Linked DNA regions of Homo sapiens: region 1 is linked to region 2. A link is an interaction called in ENCODE POLR2A ChIA-PET data of the cell type or tissue named here. Cell type or tissue: MCF 10A. All regions are shown on one strand. Each heading gives the region's core, and the rest is flanking DNA. Links, peaks and the distances in the headings are about the cores only.

Region 1 (5,000 bases), core at 1-5,000, 86 kb after region 2:
TATTTCACTATATATTTACATTATTTTACTATATATTTGTATACATAGACACACACACATATATACGTATACACATATATACACACACACATATATATACAATATGTATGGCAACATATTTATGGTGAAATATATATATAGTAAAAGCTACCAATTCTTTTATATTGACTTCTCATATCCTTTTGTCCACTGGATTTTGTCATGGACAATGGGGTTTTCACTTTATCTTGTTTAAAAAAAGGGTATAGAGGTACTGTGTTTCCTGAAATCTTTGGGAATTTCTCTCTTCTTTTATATATGAATAATTGCGGGTCACTTTTTCTTCTCAGAAGTTATGGATCATTGCTTAATTATAAGTATTTAACTAAATAACTTTTTAATCAAATGCAGAGGAGTCTGGAGACAGATAGATTTCCCCCTTGTGTAAGATTTTTATTAGTTACTTACATGTCTCTAGAATTTTTTTTAATCCTTGAAATTAAATCAATAATGCATATATGTCTCAGGTAACAACTGATTTATTTTCAGGAACATAGTGTGTCTGTTCTGATTACAGATCCACTTTGTTATTTACAGGAAATTTCTATTATGACACTGAGTACATTTCACTACATTGATTGGATTCTAAAGTCATGATAATTTTTCCTGTTAAAATTATATTTGTCAACAAGGTTATCTTTTCTAAAATTGCTTTGATGCTGTAATTTATATATATATATATGTGTATATATATATACACATAGTTTCTATATATACAGTTTCTATATATATAGACTACATATATATATAGTTTCTTATTATCTCAGGACTTCTCTACTTATGGTGGATCAGAGGCCTGCTTTGTCTTTCCTTTTCCTAGATATTTATAATTTATTCATTGTTAGTTAAGTTCTTAATTCTGTAATCTACCTTTGCACATCACTTTATATGTATGCATTGAGCTGCAGGTAACAAAAAATTATTGACTAACAGTGTCTTAAGCAATAAGAACATTTCTTGTGTGTGTGTGTGTGTGTGTGTGTGTGTGTGTGTGTGTGTGTGAGACAGGGTCTTGCTCTGTCATCCAGGCCTGAGTGCAGTGGCATGATCAAAGTTCACTGAAGCCTTGACTTCCTGGGCTCAAGTGATCTTCCCACCTCAGCCTTCCAAGTAGCTGGGACAGGTGTGCACCAACATTCCCGCTAATTTTTAAAAATATATGTATATTTTTTGTAGAGACAGGGTCTCGCTATGTTGCCCAAGTTGGTCTGGAACTCCTGGGCTTAAGCAATCCTCTGGATTCCACTTTCCAGTGTGTTGGGATTACAGGTGTGAGCCACTGTGCCTGGCCAATAAAAACAATTAACTATCTCACAAAATAATGAGACTGAAGGTAGATGGTTTCAGGAAATATTTCTGGGATGATACCATCAAGGGCATAAGTTCTTTTTATCCCTTGTCATTTTGCGATACTCCTTTCGCTGATTCTTTCCTTCAGGCTTTTTCACTCATGATCATGGATTTGTTTCCACAGCTCCAAATGTGTGGTCCTACAATTGCTATGAGGTATATTTTATATATGTGTGTGTATATAATGTATAAGTACATTGTAATATTTATAATGTATGTGTATTAATATGTGTATAATGTATATATTATATATGTATTATATACACTATATACATCACACAAATATATAAAATATATGTGTACGTATTATACATGTACATACACACATATATGTTATATATATACACACACATATCCTGAAACTGTCTACCTTCAGACCCATTATTTTGTGAGATGATTATATGTTCAATATTTGTCCTTCTGTACTTTGCTTATTTCACTTAACAGCATGTGCTCTAGGCTCATGTGTGTTGTCACACATGACAGACTTTCATGTATTGTGGCTGAATGATATTTTATTGTGTATATATATCACATTTTATGCATTAATCTCAATGGACACTTGGGTTGATTCTATGTCTTGGCTATTGTGAATAGTGCTACAATTAACATGGGAGTACAGGCATCTCTTCAATATGCTGATTTCTTTCCCTTTTGATATGTACCCAGAAGTGGGATTGTTGGAACGTATGGTAGCTGTTATTAATTTTCTTAGGAACCTCCATACTGTTGTCCTTAATGGCTGTACTAATTTACATTCCTACCAACTGTGTATAAGAGTTCCCCTAAGTCTAAATTTTTATGTGCTGCTCTCATATTTGTCATCTCTATTGTTTTTTAGATTCTGGAACTGCTTTAAAGTACATTTTCTAAATTGCAAATATGAATTTCTTTGGTGTAAATCTGCTTTTTATTCTTTCTATTGAACATTTTATTTGGCAATTATTTCACATTGAATTTCATACTTTTCTTATCCAAGCATGTCTTTGTTTAACAGAACTAAAGATTTGAGTAATACTTTATAAGTACTAAGAATAAGAAACAACTGTGTTCTACATTTTCTTTTGTGTCATAAACTGAATTCAATTCAGGGAAGGGTTTTCTTCTGAGTCATTACCATTTCATTTCTCTTTCCCTATTTCATAATGCTTTCTTGACATTTTCTATTAACTCCTGTTAGAACTTGATTTGTTGATATTTGTTCCTACTGCAAGAATGGCTGATGCATCACATCTTAAAGTCCTTACCCTAGATCTATTGCAAAGAAAGGAAATGATCCATGCCCAGTGTTGGGTGATAGTAAGAACATGGGTTTTGAATTCTTTTTCCACAGTAGTTTCCTGGATACTGGCAGATACAGTTTTACTATGTAAAATAGATTGTATAACAGTTCGCTCATTGTGGAATTTAGCAAATGCTGGTTTTCTTAGTTACTCTGTGTACCTTTTCAAATTTTTCAATAAAACCAAAGACCTACTCAAAAATATGTGAAAAATAAATTTCCATGGGCCTAGAGTCGTGGTTCAGAGAACAATGTGAAGCGGGCCAGAGGTTATTATCACTGCTCCCAGGTGTAAGCAATACAGGATTTATAGCTGTGACTAAAAAGCTGAAAGGCAAAAAACCCACAAAGTAAGTCCTGGAGATCTTTCAATGTGTGGCTTTCCATGGCAATGTTAGCCAGAGGCAATTAAGGTCACAAGCCTGGACAATTAGTTGTGCAGACTTCCGTGGCCAGAGGCCAATGAACACATTGTCAGTAGAAGCTGGTAATGGCAATTCCTAGTACATTTTGGTCAAGCCAAATGACAGAGAAGTAACAGAGGGATGACTTCTAATTCTAACTCATCTGCTTAAACAGCTAAGCAAATACAAGATAAGCTCACTTCTTGCTTCTCATTGCAAAGATGTTAAACTTTTTTTTTTTTTCCCAAGACAGAGTCTTGCTCTGTCGCCCAGGCTGGAGTGCAGTGGTGCCATCTCGGTTCACTGCAACCTCTGCCTATCAGGTTCAAGGAATTCTCTTGCCTCAGCCTCCTGAGTAGCTGGGATTATAGGCGCGCACCATCGCACCTGGCTAATTTTTGTATTTTTAGTAGAGACGGGGCTTCACTATATTGGCCAGGCTGGTCTTGAACTCCTAACCTCCTGATCCTCCCGCCTCAGCCTCCCAAAGTGCTGGAATTACAGGTGTCAACCACCGCGCCCATCCTAACCTTTTATTTTCAAATAGATTAATGGCTTATTTACAAATCAAACGAAATGTAAAACCAGGGGCAAGTGTTCTGACAGTTTCATTCACTCTTCCATCTTTCTTTCCATAAGTGAGGTAGGCAGAAAATTTGTATTTCTCCAGTTAATACTTTAGATCCCTCCCATCTGAGAACAACATCAAAACAACAAAAAGCATGAATTCCAGGAAAACAAAGGTAACATTTGAAAATCTGCTGGAAAGTTGGAAACAGAAGCTGCACTGGGAGAAGAGTATAAGTAAACATACATTGAATAGTTTAAAGTCCCTGTTTTCTACAGGAAACAGTAGGACATGAATTATCAGTTTTAATAGGGGTAGTGCCCTTGTCTTTTAAAAGGTAGAAATGCCTGGAGAAAGCACCTCCACCCCAGAGAAAAGAGACTGATGCATTGGCTTGGGTATCCTAGGCCTGTGGCTTCTAGCACCAGAGTAGAGAGAAGGAAAGCTAATCTGGGAATCTGCTAGATCTAAATATAGTTCTGGGGAAACTGTCTCTCCAAGGGAACCCTGATATTGGAAGAGTGAATCCCAACAGACTTGGGAGAAAATAGTGGAAGATAACTCTGTGGATCCTTAAAGGGAATAAATAACCTTAGTGGGGCAGAGGAGACATTGTTGCTTTTTCAGCATAAGAATGTAAGAACCAATGATTTAATGCTAGGAAGACCAGTGGGTCTTTGGCTTTTCTCTCTATCTGCACCTCTTCCGTTGTCAAGCCCCCTGCCACACTGCTGCTTCCAATTACATTGGTTCACCATAGTCTCTAAATGTGAAGGGTTAAAGGGTCAAGGCTGCCCTTCAGAGAAAGGCCTTCAGTGCAAACTTCTCATCCTGCTCCATCTTCATGCTCTGAGTCACCTACTATAGACAATTATCTACGCATATTAGAAGATAGACCACTATAGATGAGAAATTGCAAAGAGTTGCTTTTTCTCCCTTTAATCCTGACTAATTTATTGGCAATCATGAATGTAATTTTGCTCATGTAGTAATAGAAAGGCTGCCAGAGATTTGTATAAAATTTTCTTAATGATGTCATGGGGTATTTGCTAATACAAAATCGGGAATATTTTTTGCTCTACATGCCAAAAATACTCTCTAAATAAGGAACCTAATCAGAAGAGTGTCAAATATTCTCTATGGCCTCCATATAAGGTTTATTTTGATCTGGGAGTTGTCAGAACATCACATAGGGTGCCCTTCCTGTGAGCCTGAGGTGAGCAATAGAAGTGAGGTTGGTGGCTTCAGGGTTTCCCCAGTTAGACACTGAGTTTTCCTGCACAAACACAGAACAAATGTGCTCTAGAGAGCCAGAGAATTCCTCCTAAGTACTTGTGGAGTTGAGCTGGAGCAGAAC
Region 2 (7,296 bases), core at 1,114-6,113:
AGCCACTAGCAACAACTCTCATTTACAGTTTATTCATATTCATGTTTTTGCCCTAGCTGCCCTGATGTGCCTAGATGAGACTTCTTTTTGACCTTGCCAATCTCACACGAGTGAGATTATTGGAAAATAGGAATCCTACAGACAAAGATTCTTGAAATGAGTCAGCTTCAGGCATTTCCTCTGCAATTAAGGGGAGCAACATTTCTATAGGGTGTTGTGGAAGGGAATACACTTGAATGGGCAATTAGTCTAGCACAATTTTGCTGGCAGTTTTACATTATGCTGAAGTGGTTAAAATTTAAGTGAGATATAAGGGGTAGCCCATTCTATTTTCTTCTGAGAAATGATGTCGACAGATTTATTTTTCAGGAAGTCAGAGACATGTATGTTCTCTATTCTTCTAATCATTTATTTAGAAATAGAGATCAAAATTCTCTTTTCCTGATGATTCCATTCTTTTTCAGATTACCTCTTTACTCTGCTCAAAGCTATATATTAAGTTTATTCTAGCTTCTATTTGTCAACTAGTTTGAAGATAATTCTATTAATAAGTACATATAAATTATCTACCATTGACTTGGCAGTTCATGAGACTAGAAACAGGACATAATTCTAAATGCATATATATAGAATTATTCTTTAGTTTTTTAAAAGATATTAGAATTGCAAAGACAGAATAAGAGTATATAAAATACTTTTATAAGTATATAAACTAAATAATAAATTAAATATGATGCTAAGTGCAAAGTTTTTTTTTTTTTAATGGGATGAATAGACCAGTGTTGACTTTGTTCTCCAAAAGATTGGAGGATAAATGAGGTGAGTTGAATTTTTCTTTTGGGTGGGGGAAGAGAGGTCTATAAGCTTTTTTATTCATTACAAATGTAAATAAACCTAAGAAAACTAATGCGGTATAATGTAAAATTGTAAATTGCACTTCTGCAAACTTCTAGAGTCCTACTTTCCAAGGTCTACCAGTTTTAACCATTATATATTTGTGTGATTCTAGTGGATTCTCCTGTAAGTCTAACCTTATGCCTTGTTTCATCGTCTTTAAACTGCATCGTTTGATTTTCTCTTATGGAAAATAAGGAATATAACTAGCATTACTCTGTTTTAACTTCCTATCCTCTGCTTACAATATTTTTAGTCATTTTGTTTTGCTATTGGTAAGCTTTATAATGTGCATCACTATTTCTTGATCCATCAAATTTCAGGTTTCTATTGCCATTCTGTGAAATACAATGAGGAAATTAGTTCCTCTTCAATGCTCTACCTGACTTACACACCCAGTTGTATGACTGTCATCATCATTATTACACTGTAAAAGAATTATATACTTTACATCCCAGTTTATGATTTCATCACCATTTGCTTACCTTGTAATTCCTAACGATGTTTATTCTTTTTGACAAAAAGAAAAAAGTTTGTGCTCTATATGCTCACTTTGTTGTTAAGAATTTTCTTCTGCTCAGACAAATCCAATTTCTTCTTGAGGTATACTTTTTAAAGCCTGCTAAATTATTTTTCTAATTTACATCAGTTTATGTATTGGATTATCAGATAGCTATTATTCTAGGACGTATATTCATTGCACTCATAGGTGAAGCCCATTGTTCTGCGAAATCTATGATAACTACTTAATTGTAACCTTTTCATTTTTATTGTATACGATCAAAATTTATCACCAAGTAACTTTTTAAAAGAGGTCCAAAAAAGTAAGCTTCCTGGTTAAATACATGTATGAAAAATCTAATTTAATATGGCCTTATTTTAAAAATTATTTTGGCTGGCTAATTACTTCCAGTTTAAAAACATTTTCTCATAACTTTCAGGCATTATTTTTTCTCTAGAATTTAGTGTTACTAATTAGAATTCTGAGGTCATTCTTATTTGTTAGTCTTTTTTGTTCTTCTATTTTCCTTGAATCTTGAAGATTTTGTGATTGCATGTGTCTGGAGGTCACTTTTTCAGTCACTGAGTGAGTGCTCAATGAGGCATGACCATCTTAAAATATATACCTTGGATTTTTTTTCTAATAATTTTATCCCCTCCATTTTCTTTATTCTCTCTGAGATTTTACTTTAGTGGATATTGCACTGACTGCTTAGGTCCTCTGGATAGTTTATCTTTTCTCTGTTATTCCTAATGTCTGTAATATGGGATGTTTCTCTGTTTTCAACTTTCATTGTTTGTACATAAAGTTACATATATATTTAATGCATATAAGATCTTCTGTTTTAGGAATTGTTCCACTGTCAGGGAATTCATTCCTTATTTTGTAGTGTATCTTCTCAAAATTCTCTCAGAATTCTCTTTGCTAAGTTATTTCTATTTTTTCAGAGAGAGATACTATGCTTTGGTCTTTCTGTTTTACAGTGATGATTTTTGGATTTGTGTGATGGCTGTTCTGTGAACATTTCATAACTAAGAATAGAGACGTGGACAGCTGCTAAGAATTTTCTTTGTTATTGTGATAGTTGCTTTTTTCCTCCATTATGTCCCTCCCTTTACAATATCTGAGACACAGCTCTGTGTATGTGGATAGACTGTATTAAGTATATTCCTTGGACCAAGCATGTGAGCAACTGCTTACCAGATTGTGGACCCCCAAGTGCAAAGGGGAAGACTTAGCCCAGGAACACCTAGGTAGGCAGAATAATGGCTGGCCACAGACACCCACATCCTCATTACAGAAGCAATTAAGTTAGAGAGCTTGAGATGGAGAGGTTATCTTGGATTGTTACGTTGCACTCAGTGAATGTAATGACAATGGTCCTTACAAGTGAGAGGCAGACAGGAATGTCAGAGTCAGAGATGGAGGTGTAATGACAGAAGGAGAGATCAGTGATGCAGTTGATGGCTTTGAAGACAGAAGGAGGACATGGGGCATGGGATGTAGGTAGCCTATAGAAGCTGCAAAGGGTAAGGAAACAGATTCTTTCCCAAAACCTCCAGAAAAAAACACAGTTCTGTTGACTGCTTGATTTTAGCCCAGTGAGACTATTTTGGATTTTTAACCTCCAAAACCATGAGACTTGTATTATTTTAAGTCACTAAATTTGTGGTAATCAGTTATAACAACCATCAGAAACAAATGTTAATTTTGGTACCTGGAAGTGGGTTACAACAAATAAAAAATATGTGGAAGGGGCTATGGAATTAGGCAGTGGGCAGGACTGGAAGAGTTTTGAGGGACATGATGAAAACAGCCTAGATTGCTTTGAACAGTAGAGTGAGGAATATGTTATTGGAAAATGGAGGAAATATCATATAATATTATGTAGTGGCAGAAAGCTTAGTTGACACATGTCCGACACAAGTAATATGGCAAGCAGTTATATGGTAAACGAAACATGGAAACTATAAATTCAAACATTTAGCTGAGGAGATTTCCATGAACAGAGTTGAAAGGATGGTTGGTTTCATTTTCTGCTTATAGTAAAATGTAAGAGGAAAGAGATGGATTGAAGGAAGAAATGTTAAGCAAAGAGAAACTAGACTTGATGATTTTGGAAATTATCAGCCTTTTCAGACGGCCAAAATTAGGAGATTCATTCCAGAAAAGTATGCTCTGGAGAGAAAGCCAAAGGTGTGGCTGGGCAACCTTTTGCTACTGCCTGGAAAAATCCAAAGGTCAGAATGTTCCCTCTCACAGAGGGCTCACTGAAAGGATTAGGCAGATGACTTATGGGTTCCCTCACTCATCAGAAATGAAAAATAGGGATGGGATTATCCAGAAAAGATATGTGGACAAGCCTCTTGTCTGTTTAAGTGAATCTAGGACACACACATGGAAGACCTACATGGATAACATTCCTGAGAATGTTATCCCAGCAGAAACACTGCCAACCTGAATGGAAAGGGACAGAGAGAAGACATAATATAAGAAATCTATCAGACTCCCCAAATTCTACAGGCAGGAAACAGGCTGATAACACTACTCAGCTGCAAGCACACGCTACTCATTCAAAAAAAAGAACAGTAACTCTAAGGGCAAAGAAATGCACCCAGAAGGCAAAGTCACAAGACATAGAGAATTATTCCCAGGCCTTGAGACCTAAATGAGTTTGCACTACTACCAACGAGCAGTATGAAATAGTTTCCCCATTACAAATGAGCAGTATGAAATAGTCAACAGGCGGAGTCTTTGGGATGAATCTGATGCCAAATTGAATCTTAGCTCCTTTTTCTAACTGCCTAGGGGCAAACTATTTCACCTTTTGGTATTTCAGTTTCATCACCTAAACATTAGGATGATGACACCTTCCTTCACACATTTGTTATAAATAGTGCATTAAAAATATGTAAATTGTGTAATCCATATACTGACCCATAGCAAACCTTCAGAAACTGGTAGCTATTATTCTACCAGTGAATCATGGAGGGAAAGTGAAAGAAAGGATATCATTCTTGCAGTTTACCACTATATATAATATAGGTATAATATTTTAAAAGTTAGGCATTGTCATGTAAGTGATAAATCTATATTTTTAGTATTTCCATGATGACAAAATATGAAGTATTTCTACCTAAGATTATGAGTAAAATTTAAATATGAACATTTCCTTCTGTATTAACAGAAATTTTGCCAATCTCACAGTAGCTACAAAACTAGAAAATAAAAATCTATCTTTGAGAGTTACTGTTATTCATTAATGTAACTAAAATACTATTAGGATTGTGATGTCAAAAAGTCAACTGTGACAAAAATCTTTAGATTTGTATTCTTATGGCAGGGAGTGGTGGCTCATGCCTGTAATCTCAGCACTTTGGGAAGCTGAGGCGGGCAGATTACAAGGTCAGGAGATCGAGGCCATCCTGGCTAACATGGTGAAGCCCCTTCTCTACTAAAAATGCACACAAAAAAAAAAAATTAGCTGGGTGTGGTGGCACATGCCTGTAGTCCCAGCTACTCGGGAGGCTGAGGCAGGAGAATCACTTGAATCCAGGAGGTGGAGGTTGCCGTGAGCCTAGACAGCGCCACTGCACTCCAGCCTGGGTGACAGAGTGAACTCTGTCTCAAAAAAAAAAAAAAAATTGTATTCTTATAATTGCATTCTGAGATTGGAGCAAAATATAGAATTAATGAAACATTTTATCTATAAAGCATCATGTAGTGATGGTTTAGAGTTTAATGGCGTGGTACAAATACAATATTCATCAAAATGCCTCAGCAAGAGTCAGACATCTACTTGCCTAAAGGTTAGCTTTAGATGATGCAGGTTTTATAATCTACACAAAGGCAATGCTAGCAGATCAATTCTCATTCTTGGTGGTGGTACCACATACTCCTTTTCTGAGCCCTAGGAGGAAATAAGGAGTGGCATAAAAGTGCTTCTTAGCATTTTATGGCACATAGTGTTACTACAAGGTACTATATCTTTCCTGACTTATTACATCCCTTAGTAGCCATGTAAATCTCAAAGAATAGAGACTAACCCTTATGAATTACTTTAGAATATGTACCATGCTGTTAGAAATGAATTATGTTGAAAAATCATGAAATCAAACTGATAGCCTACAAAGTTTTTCCTCTTCTCATAATCATGCCAAATTATTACATTTGCTGTTTGATTAGACAGGTAAGTGAATATATTTCTTCTACTCAGGTTGGTTGAGAAGGAGATTTAAATGATGCTCTTCCCTGAAGAGCTGATAGATGCAGGCAGGGTTGATAAGTTGTTTTCTGCCTAATTTTTGTCTTTGAGTGTAACATAAGCTTGTGACTTTCTTACCATAGTCTTTATTGTGCATATTACAGAGGTCAAAGCATTTCTATTCCACTGATTTTATTATAACAGAAGCTCTGGAAACTGTTATTGCATGATAAACAAAAAAGATACAAAGATACAATGTTTGAAAAATGATTTTAAAAAGCGAGTAACAATTGTATAACAGAGAAGAATCTATTGAAATGTAAATTTAAGTGAAATGCCAAGGAATATGCTTTTAATAATAACACTTTATGATCCTTTTGCCTCAGGTTTTCTTTCCTCCATCTATTCATTGAGCAGCCATTAATGACCAATGCAACCAAATGAAAGAAAAACAGTTGTCTTTAATGACATAGCTATTATGGTTTTAAAACGCTGTGGTCTCATTTCAAGTAAGATGATTGATAGAGGCTTATTATTACCATTATTGAGTTATTTCAAACAAACGCCATTTTAGAAACAAAATAGGATGTAACAACACAATAATGGTGTACATGTTTTTCTAATATTTGTCATGTATTGTAAAACAAATAAAACAAATGGAAAGCTTAGTTTTTACTTTAGTAAGGCCTATGGTTTTCCAAAAAAAGGCATTAACCAAACATTTTTACAGGGAGATGGGTGATACAATAGCCTGTATTATAAATAGATTCTCAGTCATTATTACCATATGAAATTGCTAAAAAGAGGCATACTACTTAACATTGTTAGACTACCAAATCCAATGGTATATATACTATTCATTATTAGAGCTCTATGTGATTTATTTATATAGCAGAGACCTGCTTTGTTTGAAAAGCACTCTTTACTGCAAACCTGTCTTTAACATAACATACCAAAAGTAAATGAATGAAAATATGATGGCAGTGATTATTTTGAGTGCCCCTGTCTTTACAGCATTAGGATTATCTCACTTGATTACCCTTCTCTTTGTTTTATTCTGGTTTTTGTGTTCTTCCTATGCTCGTTTGCTTTCCCCCGTGCTCCTCTTTCATAAATGTCTGCCTGCTACATGCATTTTAATAGCAAGGCAGAGGGAAGGGCCTGGGAATCCAAAGTTAATCTCCATGTTTCTACTGTCATCTTTCACCCCCAGCTTCTGCTATACTTTCCATCTCTGAGTCCAAAGCACCTGCAGGAGAAATTAAAAATAAACAGCTGCAGAAAGGGTAAGGCAGATGGGTGTGAGAGAGACAGATACACCAGGCTTACTGGGCAAAAAAAGGAAAAATCTGTGTTAAACCACTCTGTTTACAGTCTTGAACATCCCCGCTACCTTCCACTGTTACCGTATGCTTCCAAGTCCTGAGTCATCCTTGTGGTTCAAAAATAATTTCCTTGGTACTTTTTGCTCCCCAACTCTGTAGGCTTTTAGGTAATAACAGTTTTCACTTTTTAAAGTAATTTGCCCATCCTCCCTCCCCCTGCTTCCTGTATTTCAAAGAGTTATTTAAATCTCCAGTGTCATCTCATTATTTCTTTGTCCTTGTGGGTTTATACCTTTTTATGCTATCACTCTCCTTTAATGAGGTTTTGAGAAGTAGAAGTGATACTTCTCTGTAGTAAATCTGCCATATTT

Evidence for each region. Peaks named below come from ENCODE experiments on the same cell type or tissue, not always from the same donor. Only the 100,000 strongest peaks of a DNase experiment are listed, where the experiment ranks them.
Region 1: POLR2A ChIA-PET joins it to region 2 with 5 read pairs; 2 of 35 experiments call an interaction of 5 or more read pairs at or near these places.

The regions. Positions count from the first base shown.
Region 1 is chr4:125,184,858-125,189,857 of GRCh38, forward strand. No RefSeq gene overlaps it. Among named protein-coding and RNA genes, the nearest start is that of FAT4, 130 kb to the right of the region's middle. In MCF 10A, for the core only: no CTCF peak of the experiment used is centred there; DNase peaks (open chromatin) are centred at 2,584 and 3,094.
Region 2 is chr4:125,097,769-125,105,064 of GRCh38, forward strand. No RefSeq gene overlaps it. Among named protein-coding and RNA genes, the nearest start is that of FAT4, 210 kb to the right of the region's middle. In MCF 10A, for the core only: no CTCF peak of the experiment used is centred there; a DNase peak (open chromatin) is centred at 4,193.